Linked DNA regions of Homo sapiens: region 2 is linked to region 1. A link is an interaction called in ENCODE POLR2A ChIA-PET data of the cell type or tissue named here. Cell type or tissue: endothelial cell of umbilical vein. All regions are shown on one strand. Each heading gives the region's core, and the rest is flanking DNA. Links, peaks and the distances in the headings are about the cores only.

Evidence for each region. Peaks named below come from ENCODE experiments on the same cell type or tissue, not always from the same donor. Only the 100,000 strongest peaks of a DNase experiment are listed, where the experiment ranks them.
Region 2: POLR2A ChIA-PET joins it to region 1 with 6 read pairs; 2 of 35 experiments call an interaction of 5 or more read pairs at or near these places.

What each region holds. Positions count from the first base shown.
Region 1 is chr2:202,163,597-202,174,146 of GRCh38, forward strand. It overlaps KIAA2012, which reads left to right. Exons shown (of 24, transcript NM_001277372.4): 15 at 1,688-1,760. Among named protein-coding and RNA genes, the nearest start is that of KIAA2012-AS1, 52 kb to the left of the region's middle. RefSeq lists enhancers at 7,304-8,122, 9,375-9,584. In endothelial cell of umbilical vein, for the core only: no CTCF peak of the experiment used is centred there; no DNase peak of the experiment used is centred there.
Region 2 is chr2:202,333,904-202,341,635 of GRCh38, forward strand. It overlaps the pseudogene PIMREGP1. Among named protein-coding and RNA genes, the nearest start is that of BMPR2, 39 kb to the right of the region's middle. In endothelial cell of umbilical vein, for the core only: no CTCF peak of the experiment used is centred there; a DNase peak (open chromatin) is centred at 2,068; H3K27ac peaks cover 1,320 bases.

The DNA.
Region 1 (10,550 bases), core at 2,323-7,322:
CTGAAGGCTCATGGCTGTGTGTTGTTGAGACTGAAGTTTGATCCTTCTTGGCATTAAAATTCTTCCAAAAGAAGAAGCTTGACTCTCCCTTTCAATACAGTTTCTTGTTAGATTAAAAGGCTTTATAACCAGGGATATCTAGTCTTCTAACTTAGCCTGTTACTCCTTTCCATTTATTCAGGGAATTTTTTTTTTTTTTTTTTTTTTTTTTTCCTGTACCAGGCCAAATTGACTTTGTCTCCAAAATAAGAAACCCAAAAGTAAGAAAATTATTTACCTGTGTTAGCCTTTTTATGTCAGTATATATCATCAGCTACAAACACTAAGCTAACAAGTGAGAAACAAACACACAAGGTAAAAAGCCACCAAGTGAGGGAAGTCAGAGGGGAATTAAAGAGAGTGCCAAAATAGCAGATAATTAGTTGTCTCTTCTCAAAGCAGGATGCAGCTTTGATAACAAAGTGGAAAGGTGACTGTCACTACAGAATGAGGGTAAACCCGGAGAGACTTCCAGGACCCTTCATGCCAGATTCCAGCTCTAGCACCGAGATGAAGCTGTGGGTTGAGCAGGGATCCAGGTGACAAAGGCCCAGATCTGGCCTCATCAGACACACGGGGCTTACTTGGGTCACCAACTCTACCTGCCATGTTACTTTGGCACTGAGGAGCTGCTCTTGCAACACTCTAGAGAAGAGCATGATTCTCAGTCCTGGCTGCATATCAGACTCACCCTAGAAGCCTTAAAATGCCCCAACTCCAGCTGTATGACTGTTATTATTTGGAGTTAGGACCTGGGAATCATTTTCTGAAACTTCTCAAATAATTCTAATGTGTAGCCAGGGTTGGTAACCATAGTTATGGAGATTTCTGGGAGGAGGGATTGCAAGCAGCTTGTATGACTCAAGGAAAGAAGGAAGAAGGGATCAAATGTGATAAGAAACCAAATCCGTGGTAATCCTGAGGATGCCACAAAAGGCCTGTCTGACCCTTTGGCTCCCCTGCTTTAAATCCTGAATGCTTTCCATTTGTTCTCAAGATAAAGACCAAAGTCCTCAACCTGCCTTCAAGGCCATGGGGGTTTGACTCCTCCCAGCCCTGCGCAGTTCTCTCAGTCTCTGCTGTAGTCACACTAGTCCTCCCTCAAGTCCTGGAGGTGCCCTGCTTCCTTCTGCTAGTTGGCCTCTGTCATGACATTCTTCTCGCCTTCCTCCAGTAAACTCCTACATGCCTTAGGCATTCAGAACTGCACAGATGAATGGGATAAGACCCCATGAAAATAAGTACAACCAGAAAGCTAACAGTGCTTGATGCTGCTGGTGCCAAGCCTGCCTGGCCCTGGCTTTTTCTTTTTTTTTTTAAGAGACAGAGTCCAGGGTCTTGCTATGTTGCCCAGGCTGGACTCAAACTCCTGGGAACTCCTGTTTTAAGCAATTTTCCCATCTCAGCCTCCCAAATAGCTGAGACTACAGGTGCATATTATTATGCCTAGCCCTGCCTGGCTCTTTAAGCCTGTTTAACACTAGTAGCAGCCTTCCTGGAGACTTAAGTAAAAAGTTGACGAAGAAGGAGAAGAAACCACTAAGAAAACTGGCTTCCCTCTTACCAAAGGTCATGGGATCACAGAAGTGTTTTAAGTGTTTGCATTTATTATGTCTAATGTATTCTTTGTTGTGTGTTAACCCAATAGGAAAGTGGAAATGCACTGGACTATCAGGAAGAAGCAGGGAGACCCCTCAGAGAAACTCACCACAACGACCAAGGTACAGACCACTAGGTGGGGCTTTATAATCTTATAGCCATAACTGTCAGATGAACTTTGCACTGTTAAAAGATGTTAATGGGAGGCCAGGCACGGTGGCTCACGCCTGTAGTCCCAGCACTTTGTGAGGCCAAGGCGGGTGGATCACCTGAGGCCAGGAGTTTGAGGCCAGCTTGACCAACATGGTGAAACCCCATCTGTACTAAAAATACAAAATTAGCTGGGCGCAGTGGTGCATGCCTGTAATCCCAGCTACTCGGGAGGCTGAGGCAGGAGAATCACTTGAACCCAGGAGGCAGAGGTTGCGGTGAGCTGAGATCGCACCACTGCACTCCAGCCTGGGCAACAACAGCGAAACTCCATCTCAAAAAAAAAGAAAAATGCCTAAAGTCACAGATTTTGGATTTCACCCTTAACTTGATCTTTTTCTGTTTATATCTTTTACCATGTCCTTCAGTTGACATCCAATCAAAAGTAATTAATTTTTATACTAATTTTACAAGAGCTTGTTGTTTGGGGGATACCAGACAACAATATATCATGGTAGCCTGATCCTGGGTTTGGTTAAGCTTCTAAGCAGATTTCTGTTCACATGAGCTCTTACCACCTCCATTTTCAAGGCAGAGTGACACTAGACAGGGAAACATGCTCCAGTCTTCAGGTCTGCCATATCATAAATCACACATGCAGAATGTGAACACTGACAGGGCTCCAAGGGCTTGGCCAAGTGTGATGGAGGTTTTAGGCAGCACAGAACATGGCCAAACCTAAGCAATGACCAAGTCAGTCAAAACAGATTTCCTGTCTCATGACGGAAGAGCAGGCACCAGCTGGATTGCATAAAGGTTATTCAGACCATGTTTAATGCAATGAAATATCACCACAGAAAATTAAAGAAGGCATTTTCCTGTCCTGAATGATAAACACTAATGTTCAGAAAGGATTTCAAGTATTTGAAGAAAAAAGAAGAGGGAGTGCCAAGGAATTTTTTTTAACTATTTAAGGATCAATTTTCAGCCAGACACAGTGGCTCACGCCTGTAATCCCAACATTTTGGGAGGCCACAGCAGGAGGATCACTTGAGGTCAGGAGTCTGATACCAGACTAGGCAACACAACAAGATCCTGTCTCTACAAAAAATTTTAAAAATTGCTGGGCATGGTAGCACATGCCTGTAGTCCCATCACTCCAGAGGCTGAGGCAGGAGGATCATTGGAGCCCAGGAGTTTGAGGCTGCTGTGAGCTGTGCTATGATCATGCCACTGCACTCCAGCCTGGGCAACAGAACCAGACCCTGTCTCCAAAAAAAAACAAAAACAAAAAAAAAAAGGATCAATTTTCTCCCCATAGGTCTTAAGGCTAATTACCAGGATTTTTTTCCTACTCTAAATTAAGTTGTGATCTTCATGGTTAATTATAAGCAGTGAACCAGTTGCCACCTGCAGTGAGAATATCATGAGTCTTAGACTTGGTGAGAACACTTCAAGTTTCCACAAGACAGGTCAAATCAGCAACCTCCAAATCAAAGTGGCTTTGAAAAATTGCTCTGGCTTTAAATACAAAACTTTCCACTTTCAGAGGCTGAGGCGGGCAGATCACAAGGTCAGGAGATCGAGACCATCCTGGCTAACACGGTGAAACCCTGTCTCTACTAAAAAATACAAAAAATTAGCCAGGTGCGGTGGCGGGTGCCTGTTAGTCCCAGCTACTCAGGAGGCTGAGGCAGGAGAATGGCATGAACCCAGCAGGCGGAGCTTGCAGTGAGCCAAGATCGCACCACTGCACTCTAGCCTGGGCAACAGAGTGAGACTCCGTCTCAAAAAAAAAAAAAACTTTCCACTCCTCTACCCCTGTCCAAAGTCCAGGGAAAGAATAAAATTTCAATTCTTATTTCAATTCTTGTTTATTTCCTAGGCCAATGGTTCTCAAACTTCAATGTGCATCAGAATCACCTGTAAGGCTTATTAAACTAAAGATTTCTAGGCCCCGCCCTCAGAGTTTCTGATTCATTAGATCTGGGCTGAGGCCTGACGATTTGCATTTTTAGTAAGTTCTCAGGTGATTCTGATGCTGGTGGACCAGCAACCACAGTTTTGAATCGCTGCCCTGGGCCTTGTTTCCAGTATGTATTTCCCTGAATTTGGCAGCAACTCAATTTAACCTGTTCTTTTAAAAACAGTAGGAAGGAATACTGGACACAGTCACTCATGGTTCCAACCCCAGCACTTTGGGAGGCAGGAGGATCACTTCAGACCAGAAGTTGTTGGAGACCAACCTGGGCAATATAGCAAGACCCCTCCCCATGCCCTGCATCTCGGCCTCTAAAAATTTTTTTTTAATTAGCCAGGCATGGTAGTGAGGACCTGCAGCCCTAGCTACTCAGGAGGCTGAGGCAGGAGGATCCCTAGAGCCCAGGAGTTCAAGGCTGCAGTGAGTTGAGACTGCACCACTGCACTCCAGCCTGGATGACAGAGCAAGACCCTGTCTCTAAGAAAATAAAATAATAATAATAATAATAGGTAGTGGGGAAGGAATTGGTTGGCAGGCACTGTTTAGGCAGCATCATTGTGATCAAGAGTACTGATTATGTAGTCTGATTCCCAGGGTTCAAGTTCTAGCACCACCACTTACTAGCTGTGTGACCTTGAGTAAGTTACTAAACTTCTCTGGGCATCTTTTTTCTTCCTCTGTAAAATGGGGATACTAACAGTACTTATCTCATGGGGTGGTTGTGACAAAGAAGAGTTAACTATGTAATGTGCTTAGAAAAGTACCCGTCATAGGGCCAGGCATGGTGGCTTACACCTGTAATCCCAGCACTTTGGGAGGCTGAGGCGGGTGGATCACAAGGTCAAGAGATCGAGACCGTCCTGGCCATCATGGTGAAACCCCATCTCTACTAAAAATACAAAAATTAGCCAGGTGTGGTGGCACGTGCCTGTAGTCCCAGCTACTCGGGAGGCTGAGGCAGGAGAATCACTTGAACCCGGGAGGCGGAGGTTGCAGTGAGCCGAGATTGTGCCACTGCATTCCAGCCTGACGACAGAGCAAGACTCTGTCTCAAAAAAAAAAAAAAAAAGAAAGAAAAAAAAAGAAAAGTACCCATCACAAAGTGCTCAAAAAGGGATATTCATCTACTCTTTAAAAATCTTTAATAGGAGCCACAATTTGCTCCTTGTCAGGAGAGCCTTATTCTAAGGTAATAACATAATGATTTCTTTACTTTCCCAGTCTGGGTGGCATAAGGGGTATTGGGGGTGCTTTTGGGGGATGCATGTAGTCCTCTGCTTAAGTCCAGGTATGGGCAGCAGACCCAAAATGAATGAAGCAGCCTTCCAGCCTCTGCATTCAGTGAAGTTACTGTGACATAACTCCTTGGGACATGACAGAACTGCTTTAAGAGTCTTAGGAGGAGTGAGAGATTTGGGGAACCCTGCATGAGGTGCAGGGGGTCCTTAAGGAGCAGCCTGGAACAATGTGGGGGTGGGGACGAAAGGCAGGTATTGTGGAAATTCTCAGAAACAAATAAGCCATTTCCATCATTTCTGTTCTGTCAAAAAAAGGAGGCCCAGAGCCCTATTGCCTTATTCAAGAGACAGATGTGTAGTAGATAGGATGTTGGTACAACTGTTCTAACAAAGGCCAAAGTAAAGTGACTTCAAACGAGATGGAAGGGTTATTCCTCTCTGATGGAAAAGTCTGAGCTGGCAGGCAGGGGGTCCCTGGGATCCATGAAGTCTAATTCAATTGCACAAATGCTTAATTGGGTGGCTACTAAGTACCACCTATAGCCCCATGTGTTATGTGAGCTGCTTGAAGGCAAGGATCATGCCTTATTCAGGCCTGGTAAATGTTTCCTAAATGAATGAATGAGTCAAATGTATGAATGAATGAATATGCTAAGTATTCAAAGGATTCAAAGATGACAAAACCAAGTTTCCTACCCTCAAGGCCTCACAGTGAAGACTTCAACTGCAGGCATGATGTTCACTGTGAGGAAACAGTGCCTCCCAGGGTTACTAAGGTCACAGCCCTCTAACTAGGGTGCAGTCAAGGAACCTACAGCCACCAGCCAGAACCTGCACCTTCACCATAGACCCAGAAGCAGCCAACAGGCAACAGGTAACTAATGCTGATGGGGAAGGAGGACACTGGCTCTGTCAGCTTCTCAGTGAGTGTCCCAGCAGCCAATGCCCTCATTAACCTGATAAGGCTGGTCTAATTCGTGGCTAGTGTACCAAGTCGTTTCATCATAGTGCAGTCTAGACCAGAGATTTTTGTAAGAACCACCTATCTAGACCCATTCTAGCTAGCACCTGGGAGCTTATTAGAAAAGAGAATCTGGGGTCTCACCCCAGACCTGCCTGTTAACAAGGTCCTCAAGTGATTCGTATGCCCACTGATGTCTGGGAAACACTGAAATCTATTCATCGAGGAAACTGGGTTTCAGATTCAAAAGACATGGATTCCTTTACCAGCTGTGCCTTTGATTAAGTCTGTAGTTTAGGGAAGGGCGGATTGCTTCTCTGGGCCTTGGTCTCCTTTCCCATAAACCAAGGAGGTCGGGATGGATCATCTCTAGGGCCCCATCCCATTCTCATGCTCTGGCCGTCTATGAGTCGCTCAGGCTTGCACAGTGGTAGGCTGTAGATCCAGGACTGGGGCGGGGCCTCCTTCCCAAGCTCATCCCCCACCCCCACTTCCGGGGAAGGCTGGTCTGCCACCTTCACTGTGTCCTACATAAATCTCTTCTACCACCCAGCCTCCCTCAGGTGACAGCCTGGGAGGAGGCCATCCCTGTGCCATTTGTGAGCCCTGGCTCAGTGCAGCAACAAGTGAGTGAGAGCTCAATGGGTCAAGATGGGAGCACTGCTTTGCCACGGTTCTCTGGCATGGCATGAGGACTCCATAAACCTCTGGGCCTCTGGAGGCTTCCACTTCCTGATCTGAAAATAACAAAATTGACCTTCCAATCTCTGTTTCTCACTTTCTGTGATTCAATGACATTGGAACTGTTTCTGTTAAGGGGAAAAGCAGAATCCACGGTGCTACCACTGAGATAGCTCCATGGTTCAGCCTCCAGGTTCAGGCCGTCTTAAGTCTTTAACCACCGACTGCATGAATGGAAGCTTCCATTATTCACTCAGCATACACTTGCTGATCCCTACTAAGTTTCATAGCCTTCATGGTTGGATAAAACACACTCCTTACTGCAGCTCCCGCTTTGGTGGAGGAAACAGATATGTGTGCAGACAGCTCCAGTGAGTGGAGTGTGATCAGTGCTCTAAGAGAATACAGGAAGGACAACTGATCCAGACCGGGGCAGAAATCTGATCCAGATAGAGAGAAATCAGGTAGGGCTTCCTGTAGGAGGTAATGGCTGACATGAAGGAAGGCATTTACGAACCTAGACTGCGTTCACCCATTTGTGATGAAGACATCAAGAGAAGGCAGCAGTTCACACTCCCTGTGTGCCAGGCACCAGGCTATGCATTTTCTGTAAAGTGCCTCATTTAACTTTTATACTAATCCTGTAAAGAAGCAGGCCTTGGTATCCCTATTTGTCAGATGAGACAATTGAGGCACAGAGTGGTTAAGTACCACATCCTTGCTCGCAGAGCTGGGCAACAGTGAGGCTGACCTCCCCAGGCTGTCTGCATAGATTAATGCTGGATGTTAACAGCTATCAAAAAGAGGGTTCGCCCCCCACGGGAGAAAACAGCAAGGTCCGGGGAAATAGAGATTTAAAGAAATACTACACACACACACACACACACACACACACAGACATATACACACACACATTCATACATAGACACACACACAGACACATATACACAGACACACATGCACACACACACACACACACCCCAACTAGAGAAATATGAATGAAAAGATTCTTCAAGCAGTTTTTTTAAAGGGAATAAAAAGGTGTGGCCAATCGGGGAGGGAGGCCAAAGTGGTCCAGCAGTGCGGCATCTGCGCCTCCGCGGCGGCAGGGGCCCCGCAGCAGGCGCGCTGGGAGCAGCTTCTCTCGGGGCCTGCCGCGTTTATGGCTTCAATAGCGCCGCTCCGGGTCCCCGCGGCGTCGGAGAGGCTTCTGCCTAGCGCCTCTCTGCTGCGCGAGGTCGTCCCGGCCTTACAAAAGGAGCTCCTCGCTGGTGAGCTCAAGACCCCAGGCGGGCTCTCCCCGAAGGGTCACTTCTCCGAGTGTGTCGCCTCCTTTAGTCTTTTCTTTTCCTCTCTGTGGTGGCTTGTGATGTCTCTAACGCTGGGGCCTCCTATGGACTCCATCCCGAGATGGAGACTGGCAGAGCTAGAAGGTCTAAACATCTGAAAAGCAGGCACGCATAGTCCCTGGGGAGAAGGCAGGGAGGCAGGCAAACCCCTGGAGTGCCACCCAAACAATTGGACTTTTTAATTGATACTGTTTTATTTTGGCCAATTTTCCACTTAGGGGTGGAGAAAAGGGAAGTAATTTTTGGCATTTACTTTTTTTTTTTTTTTTTTTGGAGACAGAGTCTTACTCTGTTGCCCAGGCTTGAGTGCAGTGGCGTGATGGCTCACTGCAACCTCCGCCTCCCAGGTTCAAGCAAGTCAGCCGCCTCAACCTCTCGAGTAGCTGGGATTGCAGGCGCCTGCCACCACGCCCTGCTAATTTTTGTATTTTTAGTAGAGACGGGTTTTCGCCAGGCTGTTTGCGGGCTTACGCCCGCGTCGGCCTCCCAAACTGTTGGGATTACAGGCGTGAGCCACCGCGCCTGGCCATTTTTGGCATTTACTATGAAGCAAGACGTAATGCTAGGTGCTTTATGTACTTTGAGCTTATTTTATCCTCACTATAACCTTATGAGGCAAAGTGCATTGTTTCTATTCCACAGATGAGGAAAATGAGGCTCAAAGAGGTTAGGTAACTTGCCCAAGGGGCACACAGCCAGTAAGTGGAGAAGCTGAGAGATGAACCCAGGTTTCTATGACTCCATGCTCCTTGAATCTTTGAGTTGTGATGCCATCCCTGTGTTTCTGAGAGGAAATAGTAAAAAGTCAGGGAAACATCACGAAATTATGGCAGTATGTTTTTTAAGCCAGCATGAATCTTGGAGGTGATCTAGAAGTTCTTTTATATTATGGATGAAGAAACCTGAGGCCTACAAGTCAAGAGAATCGTGCATGACAACTAATTATTAAAACCAGGGTAACTGGAGTCTGCCCAGTGTTAGTGGTTATCTAGTTCAGTTCAGTTCCGTTCAGGTCAGTTTCGTTTTGAAGACTTTTCCTTGGGCAGTTTCCAGCTTCAGGAATAAACAGCTCCAGAAGGAGCAAGTGTAATGATTGCCTGACCTGTGCAAAGAAGTGAGGAGTAGCCAGTGCTGGAAAAGTTCCTCCTAACACTGTGGAGAAAACAGGGAGACCAGAAGTGTGTGCCCAGGAGTCCTGGTGGTGCCACTCACCAGAATCTACAGCCTGGAAGATGGCACCATGCAAAGGTCTGGGGCTCCTTGCTCCCCACATTGCCCAGTATGATGCCTGCACAGTCATGGCACAGCACACTGCCAGGCCCTGCTATCTGCAGCCTGCAGTACTAGGTGCAAAATATTCTGCTAGTCCTTAGCACCTACATGACCTAACTCTGGTACTGCTCTATTTTTCCTCTGGGAAGTATTTCAAAGTTCTCCTTCATATTGGAAGAGGAGGAAGTAGGAAGTGGTGCACGCTTAAGAATGTTTCTGGTTTACTCCTACACAGCCCAGACTGGGGAAGTCCCCCGGGAAGTCCCCCAGAGTCCCAGAGAACAGCAGTCGTCCCTTGATTCTGAAAATTCTCTTCACCTTCCAGGAAGAAAAGCTCATTTCTAACAAGAGACCTAAATTTGTCAAAACCCAAAAGCAGCTAAAACTAGAGATAAGGACAACATAAGAAAGGAAAATTATAGGCCGGGCCTGGTCACTCACGCCGGTAATCCCAGCACTATGGGAGGCCAAGGCGAGCGGATCACCTGAGGCTGGGACTTCGAGACCAGCCTGACCAACATGGAGAAACCCCGTCTCTACTAAAAATACAAAATTAGCTGGGCGTGGTGGCACGTGCCTGTAATCCCAGCTACTCAGGAGGCTGAGGCAGGAGAATCGCTTGAACCCGGGAGGCAGAGGTTGCAGTGAGCCAAGATAGCACCATTGCACTCCAGCCCGGGCAACAAGAACGAAACTCCATCTCAAAAAATAAAATAAAAAAAGGAAAATTATAGACCAATCTCACTTATGATCAAACATACAAAACTCCTAAATAAACTATTAACCAATCAAATTCTTAAGCTTATATTTTTAAAAGTATTAACAATACACACAACTGAATTTGGTTTATCACAAGAATTCAAAGAGGGTCTAACATATGAAAATATATTTATAATCCACACTAAGAGGTTAGTGGGGAAAAGCCTTAGGGTCATCTCAATAGATGCAAAAGGAAAAAAATAAAATTCACCCATTCCCAATTAAAACTTATCAGACTAAGAATAGAAGAGGGCTTCTTGATTTTGACAAAGAGTATCCATGAAAAACCTATAGTAAACATCACACTTGAATACTTGAATGGTAGAACTTGAGAAGCATTCTTTTTTTTTCTTTTTTGAGACACAGTTTTGCTCTTGTCGCCCAGACTGGAGTGCAACGGCACGATCTCGGCTCACTGCAACCTCTGCCTCCCAGGTTCAAGCAATTCTTCTGCCTCAGCCTCCCAAGTAGCTGGGATTACAGTTGCTCACCACCGCACCTGGCTAATTTTTTGTATTTAG
Region 2 (7,732 bases), core at 109-5,108, 170 kb after region 1:
CTCTGTCGCCCAGGCTGGAGTGCAGTGGCACGATCTCGGCTCACTACAACCTGCGACTCCTGGGTTCAAGCGATTGTCCTGTCTCAGCCTCCTGAGTAGCTGGGACTACAGGCATGTGCCACCACACCTGGCTAATTTTTGTATTGTTAGTAGAGACGGGGTTTCACCATGTTGGTCAGGCTGGTCTTGAACTCCTGACCTCAGGTGATCCACCCATCTTGGCCTCCCAAAGTGCTGGGATTACAGGCGTGAGACACCCTGGCTGGCCGTTAATTGCTTTTGTTTTTGACTCCAGGCTGGAGTGCAGTGGCATAATCTCAGCTCACTGCAACTTTGACATCCCAGGCTCAAGCAATCCTCTGCCCTCAGCCTTCTGAGTAGCTTGGACTACAGGTGCATGCCACCATGCCTAGCTAATTTTTTTTTCTTTTTCCTTTTTTCTTTTTGTAGAGATGATGTCTCACTATGTTGCTCAGGCTGGTCTCAAACTCCTGGGTTCAAGCGATTATCCTGCCTCAGCCTCCCAAAGTGTTGGGATCACAGGCATGAGTCACCACACCCGGCCGATAATTACTATTAATACTTTGCTATACGTTTCTCCTTTCTAGTGTGTGTGACTCTGCATATCACTTACATATATATGTATATTTTTGAGACAGAGTTTCACTCTTGTTGCCCAGGCTGGAGTGCAATGACAAGATCTCGGCTCACTGCAACCTCTTCCTTTGCCTCCCGGGTTCAAGCAATTCTCCTGCCTCAGCATCCTGAGGCACACACACACACACACACACACACACACACACACATACATATATACACATACATATATACATGTATATACATATACGTATATACATATACATATATACACATACATATATATTTTATAAATATATGTATATAATATATACATATATAACATATAAATATATGTATACAAATATATGTATACATACATATATATGTATATAAAATATATATTTGTATATAAAATGTATATATGTATGTGTATATATGTATGTATATGTAAATACGTATACATACATATATATATATAAATTTTTTTTTTGATGGAGTCTTGCTCTGTCACCCAGGCTGGAGTGCAGTGGCGCGATCTCCGCTCACTGCAATCTCTGCCTCCTGGGTTCCAGCAATTCTCTGCTTCAGCCTCCCGAGTAGCTGGGATTACCGGCGCCCACCACCATGCCTGGCTAATTTTTGTATTTTTAGTAGAGGCAGGGTTTCACCATGTTGGCCAGGCTGGTCTCGAACTCCTGACCCATGATCCACCCGCCTTGGCCTCCCAAAGTGCTGGGATTACAGGCATGAACCACCGTGCCCGGCCCACTTACCAATATATTGTTAGAGCTTTCCCACGTCACTATATACATTTTTTTTTAATGCAAACAGTCTTTATTATGAGAAAACAGTGTTATCTAGGAAAGTCACATGCTGGTTTCTTTCTAATAAAATGACAAAGCAGGTTTCTTAAATAATTTACAAAGAGCAAAAATTGTTCTTGAACAGGCACACCCACAGTGCTCTGCATTTAGCATATACATAGGTACCCGTGAGCCCAGGGTCTTAAGCCTGGAAATATCTCCTATGCCTTCCTACGAGTCCCTGGTAGGGAAAGCAGGGATGAGAGTGGGGCCCCCAAGAGCCTTGGCACCGGAAACACAGTGGGTGAGTGACTCTGCAGATGACTCCCCAACAACCAGGCACCTGGGTACACAGCTAAGAGCTCTCTAACATCTGATGCTAGCACTTCACGTTGTAGATGAGGCAAATACAAGGCTCAAGGTCAAGTGTATGATGAGTTTCTAAGCTCAAGAGTCCCCTGGGAAAGTGGAAGGAACAATTCTCCCCACCTCTGCAAGGTCTCCCCAAGACACTCTCAGGCTATGGCAGGCAGTCACTGATGGATCCAGATGTGGCCAGAGCCAGGGGGCTCTGGGCTCCTTGTTAGTCAGGTCCTTGTTAGCAGTGGCCCAGGGGTACTGATGACTCCTGGGGGCTTCCTCCAGGAAGCTCATGGGGAAGCACAGACATCCTTGGGTATGAAGCCTTGGCAATCAGACAAGGCTTGTTTCCTGCAGGCCACTTACTCAGCCATGAATGAGAGAGATGATGTCACCACTCTCTTCCGCCATAATGGCTTCATCTAGCTCTTGGGACAGCTTCTGGAGATGCTGAATTCCCACCCCCATAGGCTCTAGGTCACTGCCAGACTGGCTGGGAGAGCAGAGTGGCTCTGTTGAGGAGTAGGGGCTCCAGAAGGCAGCCTCCTGCATCGACTGTCATAATGGGTAGGCATGGGAGCCTATCCGGGCGGAGAGGCAGTTATGCTCCTTCTCCCAGGGGTCTGTGGGCTGAGTGGGCAGGGGCATCTCCAGATAGCCGGGTGCTCTTCTGGCTCAGGCTGTGAGCTGGGGAGCCACTGCCCTTCTGTGCCCGTCTCTTCCTCCTCCTGGCCTTCACCTGGGTCTCCACCAGCCACTTGGTGCCACTTTGGCAGGACTCCTGGATTCTCTGGGACATGGCACCCAAGGCACTCTTAGCTGAGTGAGCCGTAGCCTGGAGGCCCTGCTGCCCTGGCTCTGGGGTTTCCAAGCATTTGCAGGAAGGGCCTGCACGGAAGTTGAGGTTGATGGCTCTCAGAGGCAGCCTCCATTGGAACTGTCTGCACAGGGACCCCAGGGACCCGCGGAGTTCTCCTGATGGCTGGTCACGGGCTGCAGCTCCTTGCATCCTCCAGCTGCTCCTGGTGCTGGAGACATCTCCGGTGCACGGAGGTCCCCATTCTCTGCCACCAAGAAGCCATCTGCCTGGCCAAGAGTCTTCTCTGCCCACTAGACCCCGACACAACCAACGCCAATCACACCCCGAGCATAGCTGCCCCACTATATACATTTAATGGATATTTAACTCCCTTTCTACTGTTTTTTTGTGTGATTATAAACATCCTTGTATATATTTAAATCATTAATTTGTGCCATAGCAACTAAACCAAGCTTGTTTCCAGACTGTAAAGGTTTGCAAATTCCAGCTTCCTAAGTCTTTACTGAAATAATTCAGCATGATTTTTAAATTTACTTATAGTGCCTACCTTATAGCCTGCATTGTGGTAAAAACCAAAGCAGCTGAAGAATGATCCCTGCTTATGATGTAAAAATGGAGGCAGAAGACCTAAATCTAAGGCAATATACAATTTAATGTGACAAAATTATGATATAGAGGGTATGTAATTGCTGAAGGAATTCCAAAGAAAAAATAAATAAATTCTGACTTAGCTAATGTTGGCATCACATGATTGTTTTATATGTGGTGAAGACTGTCGGTGCTCACCAGTGACTGTGTTCTTTTCTTCTTCCTGGCCTACAGCCAGAGTCCCTCTTCCAGCCTCCAGTGCAGTTAGGTATGACCATGTGACTGTTCTGGCCCGTGGAATGTGAGCAAGAGTGATGGGCACCACTTCTAGGTCCATAAAAACCTCTCAAGCACAATCCTCACTCTTTGGCCATCCCTTCTCTTGCTGAATGGAGAGGACAAAGAAAGGGACAAACAAAAGGGTGGAACCACAGTTGGAAAAAAGCCTTTGTCCTTCAAGCAGTTCTCCTGCCTCAGCATCCTGAGTAGCTGGGACTACAGATGTGTGCCACCACACTGGTTGGGCCTTAGTTTCATTATCTGTAAAATGCAGGGTGGGCCTAGATGGTAGCTAAAGGCAGTTACAGTTCTAATTTTCTTTTTTGTTTTGTCTTTTTTTTTCTTCCTTTTTGTGGAGAACGGGGTCTCGCTATATTGCCCAGGCAGGTCTCAAACTCCTGGGCTCAAGCTATCCTCCGGCCTCTGCCTCCCTGACAGCTGGGATTACAGGCGTGAGCCACCGCGCCCTGCCTCTAATTTTCTTTAATTAAATTTCCTGTGATTCTCACTCTAACCACGTGAAGTCAGCAGGACAAATATTATCTCTCTTTTACAGATCTGCTAATCAAGTCCTCAGAGATAAGTCTGTCCCCAAGGGGAATGAGGCCTAAAAGCACCTCATGGGCTAAGGATGGAGTGGTGGAGCAGTGTAGAAGATTGTGGGGCTTTAAAAATTCATTCTTTCTGAAAAATAAAGGGAAACTCAAATGAGAGATCCCACCTTGCAAAAAATTTATCTTTCTCTAAACCTACTATACACAGGATGACTTCAGCACTATTTTTATCAGACAGAATCATATCAGTGTGAACCAAGAAGTCCTAAAAGGAATAATAAATCACACATAGGCAGCTGCAGCCAGAATTATCCTAATCCAGGGATAATTCTGTCCAATAAACTTAAAAGATTGCCTCGAAGTTCCAGAACATGTTAGCAGTAGAGCTAGACAGAAACCCAGCCTTCTATCCCCAGGACTGGGCACTCTTATCATGTCGAAAGGCTGCAGGGGTAAGGCCACGGTTGAGGACATCTCAATTTTCCCTTGGTAGCCATTCATGACTGATGCAAAGCCCTAGAGTCATTGTAAGCTTTGCCACACAACTCTGCCATATAGTACATTTTTTACTACGGCAAGCAACCTCTATGAAGTTCTTTCTTCTTTCCTTCCTTCCCTCCCTCCCTCCTTTTTCTTTGTTTTTCTTTCGCTTTATTTCCCTCTTTCTTTCTTTCTTTCTTCTTTCTTTTCTTTCTTTCCTTTCTCTCTCTTTTCTCTTTCTTTCTTTCTTTCTTTCTTTCTTTCTTTCTTTCTTTCTTTCTTTCTTTCTTGTTTCTCTCTGTCTTTCCCTTTCTTTCTTTCCCTCTTTCTTCCTTTCTTTCCTTTTCTTTCTTTCGACAGTGTCTTGCTCTGTCGCCCAGGCTGGAGTGCAGTGGCGCCGTCATAGCTCAGTGCAGCGTCAACCTCCCAGGCGCAAGCTGTCCTCCCACCTCAGCCTCCCGAATAGGTGGGCTAATTTTTGTATTTTTTATAGAGATGGGGTCTTATTATGTTGCCTAGGCTGGTCTCAAACTTCTGACCTCAGGTGATCCTCCCATCTCAGCCTCCCAGATTGCTGAGATTACAGGCATGAGCCACTATGCTGGGCCAGACTCTTTACTTTCCACACTTCTCCGCAATTTGATCATTCAAACCTGTGTGCTGAATGATGCCTGCGGAAGGTTGAATATTGTATCTGCTAAATGCTTCTCTTAGCTAGGATTTGGAGTCTAGTGAGCATGTGTCAAGCTGGCAACATTCAATGTCATCCTCCTTCGCTGATAACTCAGCTGCCTTGTGCTGAGAGGGCACTCCACCATGGGCCCTGAACATGCCTGCACTCTCTTGCTGAGTAGGCCAATCCATAAGACTTTCAGGCTCCTGATACTGAGCAATGTCTATAGCTACTCACACAGATATAACTAGGCCAAGGCAACTACTGTAATTACCTGTAACTGCTTGCTCCCTAGAGGGAGTGGGGATTGGCTCATTTGCTGCTTGCTCAAAAAGTGCTAAGCCCTTGGCCCAGGATTCCTCTCCTGTAATGCAAACCACTGCAGATACATATGTCATCTGGGCTCATTGGGTTGCCCCATTAGAATTTGAGGGCAAGGGAAACCATTGCAAATAGGCTGACACATGCTATTTGCTGTGCCATGAATAATAAATTCCTCTGTCTCTGACCAAGGAGTGTCATGACTATTGCCAGGATCCATGAAACAATGACAGACTAACATATTAGCTTGCAATTGGCCTTCATTGTCCTTGCAGCCTTTTCTCCACGTGCTCCACTTTTGCACTCACCCAGTAGTCTCCCAACCTCTGGTCCCCTGGTGCATGGGGCTATCTGACTCTTAGTATTTGCAGAGAAGCTAAGGCTGTGCAAAAGCTATAGACATCCAATCTACAGAGCTCTTAATTCGTGATTCATTCTGCAAATATTTACTAAGGACCTATGCCAGGAACTATTCTATATGATGCAAATGCAACAGTGAACAAAATGAACCAAGTGCCTTTACTTATGAAGATTGCCTTCTAGTGGAGGAGACAACCAATTTAGGACCCTCTCTATATATAGTCTATATATATATATATATATATACTTAAGAGTATATAAATTTTCTGGGGTTTTTTTGTTTTTGTTTTTGTTTTTGAGACGGAATCTCACTCTGTCGCCAGGCTGGAGTGCAGTAGTGCGATCTCGGCTCTCTGCAATCTATGCCTCCTGGGTTCAAGCAATTCTCCTGCTTTAGCCTCCCAAGTAGCTGGATTACAGGTGTGCACCACCACACCTAGTTAATTTTTGTTTTGTTTTGTTTTGTTTTGTTTTTGAGACAGAGTCTCGCTCTGTCGTCAGGCTAGAGTGCAGTGGCGCGATCTCAGCTCACTTCAACCTCCACCTCCTGGGTTCAAGCAATTCTCCTGCCTCAGCCTCCCAAGTAGCTGGGAATACAGGTACGTGCCAGCACGCCCAGCTAATTTTTGTATTTTTAGTAGAGACGGGGTTTTACCATGTTAGCCAGGATGGTCTCGATCTCCTGACCTCATGATCTGCCTGCCTTGGCCTCCTAAAAGTGCTGGGACTACAGGCGCCTGCCAACACAGGCGTGAGCCACCTCGCCCGGCTTATTTTTTAATTTTTTTTTGAGACAGAGTCTTGATCTGTTGCCCAGGCTGGAGTGCAGTGGTGTGATCTCACTGGAACCTCCAGCAAAAAGAGAATGTTTAGATATTAAAGTTTTGGGGCCAGGAATGGTGGCTCCCACCTGTAATCCCAGCACTTTGGGAGGCCGAGGCAGGTGGATCACTTAAGGTCAGAAGTTTGAGACCAGCCTGGCCAACATGGTGAAACCCCATCTCTACTAAAAATACAAAAATTAGGCCGAATGCCATGGCTCACACCTGTAATCTCAGCACTATGGGAGGCCGAGGCCAAGGCGAACGGATCACTTGATGTCAGGAGTTCGAGACTTGCCTGACCAACATGGAGAAACCCCATCTCTACTAAAAATACAAAATTAGCTGGGCGCAGTGGCACATCCCTGTAATCCCAGCTATTTGGGAGGCTGAGGCAGGAGAATTGCTTGAACCTGGGAGGCGGAGGTTGAGGTGAGCCGAGATCGCGCTATTGCACTCCAGCCTGGGCAACAAGAGCAAAACTCTGTCTCAAAAAAAAAAAAAAACAAAACACAAAAATTACTTGGGCGTAGTGGTGCGTGCCAATACTCCCAGCTACTCAGGAGGCTAGGCAGGAGAATCACTTGAACTCAGGAGATGGAGGTTGCAGCGGGCCGAGATCTTGCCATTGCACTCCAGCCTGGGCGACAGAGTGAGACCCTGTCTCAAATAAATAGACAAATAAATAATAGGCCAGGTGTGGTGGCTCACGCCTGTAATCCCAGTACTTTGGGAGGCCTAGGTGGGTGGATCATCTGAGATCGGGAGTTCGAGACCAGCCTGACCAACATGGAGAAACCCTGTCTCTACTAAAAAAATACAAAATTAGCCAGGCGCAGTGGCGCATGCCTGTAATCCCAGCTACTCCGGAGGCTGAGGCACAAGAATCGCTTGAACCCGGGAAGCGGAGGTTGCAATGAGCCAAGATCATGCCATTGCACTCCAGCCTGGGCAACAAGAGCAAAACTCTGTCTCAAAAAAAATAATAATAATAATAATAAAGCTTTTTGTCCTGAACATCCTAATTTATCCCTATAGAAGAGCCAGAGGATTCCAGGCAAGGATTATGTAGGAACAGTGCTCAGCAATGTGAT